2 separate regions of the Homo sapiens genome follow, and region 2 is linked to region 1. Evidence: read pairs that join two places in POLR2A ChIA-PET (ENCODE). Cell type or tissue: CD4-positive, alpha-beta T cell. All regions are shown on one strand.

Region 1 (2,500 bases):
TGAGTAGCTGGGATTATAGACATGCACCATGGTGCCTGGCTGGTTTTTTCTTTTAAAAAATTAATTTATTGGCTCACACCTGTAATCTTAGGTACTCAGAAGGCTAAGTCAGGAGGATTACTTGATTGAGCCTGGGAGTTTGGGGCTTCAGTGAGCCATGGCTGACAGAATGAGACCTTTTTTTTTTAAAAAAAAAAAAAGATAAAGGACAATTTTTTTATTCTTAATGAAGTTTTAAGAGGGAATGATGGTAAAATGTGTCTGCTTAATCTGCAGTCTTTATCCAGAAGTAAAGTGCTTCATCAGAATTTAAACATGTATAAGAATCTCCACTAAAAAAATGTTTGAGCTTTACCCAGGCTTCTTGAACAATTTTTATATATCGCCTTTTTTGTTCCACCTTGGTTTTTGTCCTTTCCATTGTACTAAAATTTCTCCTGCAAATGTCAAGAGAATTCAGTGAACACTTTTAATCCTTATCTTGCTCGACTTCTCAACAACCTTTAACTGACCATTTCCCTCTTTTTAGAAACCTGTTCTAGCTTTGCTGATACCACCTTTACCTGATTTTTGACCTTATCTCCCTGGTCATTTTTTTTCACTTTCCTTTGCTTAGTCTTTCTTTATTTCTTAAATCCTGGAGTTCCAGCTGGGCACACCTGTAATCCCAGCACTTTGGGAGGCTGAGTTGGGTGGATCACCTGAGGTCAGAGGTCGAGACCAGCCTGACCAACATGGAGAAACCCGGTCTCTACTAAAAATACAAAATTGGCTGGGCGTGGTGGCGCATGCCTGTAATCCCAGCCACTTGGGAGCCTGAGGCAGGAGAATTGCTTGAACCCGGGAGGCGGAGGTTGCAGTGAGCTGAGATCGTGCCATTGTACTCCAGCCTGGGCAACAAGAGTGGGAAAAAAAAAAAAATTCCTAGAGTTCCTTGGGCTATTGCCCTAGGGTACATTCTCTCATTCTCTTCTACCTTTTACAAATTCTTTCTAGGTGATCTTATCATTTTCTATAGCTTTGGTTACTCTAAGCTGAAAACTGGAATTCACATGATGTCCTCTTTTCAGAATTCTTGAACTGTATATCTAGCTGTATATATCCACTTGGACTTCTAATGGTCATCTCAAATTGAACATGTGAAAGACTAAAGGCATAGTCAGTATAACCTTCCCCTAATCGATCTCCGTCTGTGTTTCGTATCAGTGATACCACTATCTACCTAGTAGCTGATACTGGAACATTTACCCCCAACAGATAGGCTTTTGACAAATGACAAGTCCTGTCATTTCTGTGTCCTGAAGATTGATTCACTTTGCTACATCCTCCCAGTTTTTCTCTTAATCCAAGAAGCTGTCCCACTGTATCTGCATTGATTTACCTGTAACAGATTCCTAATGGGTTTCTTCTGCTGTGGCCTTCTCCTTGCCATTCTGCACATTGCAGGTAGAATGATTTTTTTCAAGAATATGAATCAGATCTTTGTCTTTCAGTGGCTTCACACCAACCTTATGTTAAGTGTCAGCATCGTGAATTTAGCTCTTCTGTTCCTCATCTACCCCTTCCGTGCCTCTAAGTGTTACTGAAGTTCTTTCCATTCCTTGAAATACTGAATTCCCTCTCTTTCCTAGGAACTCTTGCTCATCATTTGTCTCAGCTGAAAAATAATTTCTTCAGAGAAAAAATAATTTCTTCAGAGAGGTGTTTCCTGACCCTTTTGCCAGATATTTCCATTGTACCCTGAATTTGACTTTTTTTAATTTTTATTTTATTTTTTTATTTTTTTGAGACAGGGTCTTGCTCTGTCACCCAAACTAGAGTACAGTGGTGTGATCATAGCTCAGTGAAACTTTGACCTCCCATGCCCAAGCGATCCTTCCACCTCACCCTCCTGAGTAGATGGGAACACAGGCATGTACCACCACTTTTGGCTATTTTTTTTGGAGACAGGATCTCCCTGTGTTGCCCAGGCAGGTGATCTTGAAATCCTGGGCTCAAGCGATACTCCACCTCTGCCTCCCAAAGTGCTGGGATTACAGGCATAAGCCACCATGCCTGGCCAATATTGGCAGTATACCATAGTAAGCGTTTATTTGAATTACATGTTTATTTCATATTAAGAAGTTTGTTTATATAGAAGTGATTTTTCCACTGATAAAGTAAAATATGATATTCTAAACTAGAGGTTCCCAAACTTTCTCTGTTTACACCCTCCTTAATATATTTTTTACATGTCCCTAAGCTTAACAGTTTGATTTATTAAATAATTAGGTTCAGACAGCTTAAGAAGTATTTATGGGCCAGGCGCTGTGGCTCACGCCTGTAATTCCAGCAGGCGGATCATGAGGTCAAGAGATCGAGACTATCCTTGCTAACACAGTGAAACCCCTTCTCTACTAAAAATACAAAAAAAATTAGCCGGGCCTGGTGGCGGGCGTCTATAGTCCCAGCTAGGCTGAGGCAGGAGAATGGCGTGAACCCGGGAGGCGGAGCTTGCAGT
Region 2 (2,500 bases), 980 kb after region 1:
ACTTGGTTCGTCCATTTGACTTGATAGACCTTTATGGAATGCTGGTTGTACAAGGAATATAAAGATGCATAAAATACAAGCCCTGCCCACCAGGCACAGCTTAGACCTTATCAGGGAAATAAACACAAATAAAACAGAAAATAAGGCAGCTTATAATGAAAGTGCTAGTTTTATATTCAAGACAGTAGAAGACTTAGAGAACAAGTATCATCAGAATTGACCTCAAAAAGAAATTATAGGGACCCTGAAGAGTGAGTAGGTAGGATTTAGCCAGGAAGAAAAGACTGGATGATGGTGTAAAGGGGGGTTCGTTTTAGGCTGAGGAAATCTAAACAGGATGGGAGCTGGGAATGGCCTTGTGTGATTTGTAGATTTAAAATAATGGCACTTGCAGGAAACACCAGCTGGCCTGGAGAGTTTGTATTGAAGACTTATGGGAAAAATGAATTATTGAGATGATGATAATCGTACTTAAAACTTATTGAATGCTTATTATGTAGTAGGCACTATTTTAAGTACATTATATATATTTACTCATTTAATTCTCCCAACTCTCTTTAGGTACCATTTTTTCTTTTTTTTTTTTTTTTTCCTTTTAATTACATTTATTTTAATGCTGAATTTACTCCCGTGCCGTAAGTTTTTGTTTCTTCAGTTTCTTCTGGGATATCTTTTTCTTCTGGGCAACCTCCTCTTCTGGTTTAGGAACAATCTGTTCCTTTTCCATAAGGATCATCTCAATGTGGCAGGGAGAGCTCATGTATGGGTTAATCCGACCATGAGCTCTGTAGGTCCGGCGGCACATCTCAGGTGCTTTGTTCACTTGGATATGCTCAATGACCAGAGAATCTACATCTGAACCCTTAAGTTCAGCATCACTCTCTGCATTTTTAAGCACGTGCAGCAAAAATTCAGCACTCTTTCTGGGCCACCGACCTTGTGTCCAGCCCCACTGCTTGGCCTGCGCACACCTGCCAACTCCATCATTGTAACGTCGGAATGGTACACGCTGTTTCTGTAAAGTGACATCTTTCAGATACTTCGTGGCTTTTCGTATATGCATACCCTTGGTGGCCTGAGCAGTTCCACGAGTGTTCTTAAAGTGAACACGAAGATTGGAACCTCTTGATTTGCATGATTTCGTGGGGTTCTCCGGGTCAAGTGAATAGCGAACCATTTTTCACAGATTACCTCAGGCTGCTTAGGGAAAGAGCCCATTTTTTCTTTTTATGAACAAGGAAACACGCTCAGAGAGAATAACAGTTTACTAAGATTAAATACTCAGGAAGTGGCAGGATTAAAATCCTGTGATTAGAACAAGGCAGGTTGGCTCTGAAGCCTATTCTGTGAGCACAGTCTATGCTGCCTCTCGGTAATAATGGTTAACACTGAATCTTAAGTGCTGTTCTATGTGTTTTGCATAAATTAACTTACTCAGTTTGCCTTCCGTAGAAGTCACACAGCCAGTAAGAGATAGTCAACTTGTAGAGAGTCTTGATTAAATGTCAAATTAGTGTTGGATCTTGATCTATTAAGTAAAAGAGAACACTTGAGTTTCAAAGCAGGAAAAAACATGAGAAGAGAGAGACTTCTGAAAAACTAATTGACTTGCGTTAGAACTGGTTAGGAAGAAAGACTAGAAAGAGGAAAATGAAGAAGGAAATTGCAATAGTTAGACTAGGGTGCAAAATAAGGCATAAAAACCAGATGGTTTCTAAAGGTCCTAAGGGTTGGCAGTATTGCAGTGACAAGAGCCTAAATTCAGAAATCTCTGCATTTGAATCCAGCTTTGCCACTTGCCGTGCGCTTGACTTTCAGAAAGCTACTGAGCCATTTTATGCTGTTAGGTTCCTCCTGTGTGTGATATTTAACTATTAAATATTAACTATCTCAGAATTATTATGGATATACCTAATGCTTAATACTAGTATGGTAGATGCTATATCCCCTATTACTATAATAAAATGGATTTGCTGAATTACCTATAAGAGAGATGGTGAATAAATCACAGATGGTGAATAAATCACTGAAGAGGGTGAAAAAAAAGAAGCTCCCAAAGCAAGGTTTGGAGGCTGAAAGATGGTTTCAAATGAGGGTCTAGCATTGTGGAAAGAACACAGGCTTTGCAGTCGGAAGGCAGGCCCAAACCAGTTATGCTGCTGACGAACTTGGAGACCTTGCACGTGCCGCATAACCTCTCTTCTCGATTTTCTCATCTCTAAATGAATATGATGATGATATTTTATCTCACACAGTAGAAGAATCACTGAAATACTGTGTACACAGTGACATACAGTAGAGCACGTTGTAAAGCAGGGACCACACCAATGCTATAATGTTATTATTAGATTATTAGACATCACACGTTGGAGAAAATAGCCAGTTAGTATGGGACATTGTGAGTTTGTTTTTGAATGTGTCAGATATGAGGTGGAGTGGGGTTTCCAAGTAGAGAGTTTCCATAGACAGTTGAAAACACAAACCTGAGATTTGCTTCTAG

The links. Peaks named below come from ENCODE experiments on the same cell type or tissue, not always from the same donor. Only the 100,000 strongest peaks of a DNase experiment are listed, where the experiment ranks them.
Region 2: POLR2A ChIA-PET joins it to region 1 with 8 read pairs; 2 of 35 experiments call an interaction of 5 or more read pairs at or near these places.

Annotation. Positions count from the first base shown.
Region 1 is chr3:196,873,962-196,876,461 of GRCh38, forward strand. The region is part of intron 1 of SENP5 (SUMO specific peptidase 5); the gene reads left to right. Among named protein-coding and RNA genes, the nearest start is that of SENP5, 7.3 kb to the left of the region's middle. In CD4-positive, alpha-beta T cell, no CTCF peak of the experiment used is centred here; no DNase peak of the experiment used is centred here.
Region 2 is chr3:197,849,778-197,852,277 of GRCh38, forward strand. All of the region lies in intron 12 of LRCH3 (leucine rich repeats and calponin homology domain containing 3), which reads left to right. It overlaps LOC105374310 (a long non-coding RNA gene), which reads right to left. Exons shown (of 3, transcript XR_001741090.2): 1 at 1,435-2,500. It also overlaps the pseudogene RPL17P18. Among named protein-coding and RNA genes, the nearest start is that of LRCH3, 60 kb to the left of the region's middle. In CD4-positive, alpha-beta T cell, no CTCF peak of the experiment used is centred here; no DNase peak of the experiment used is centred here.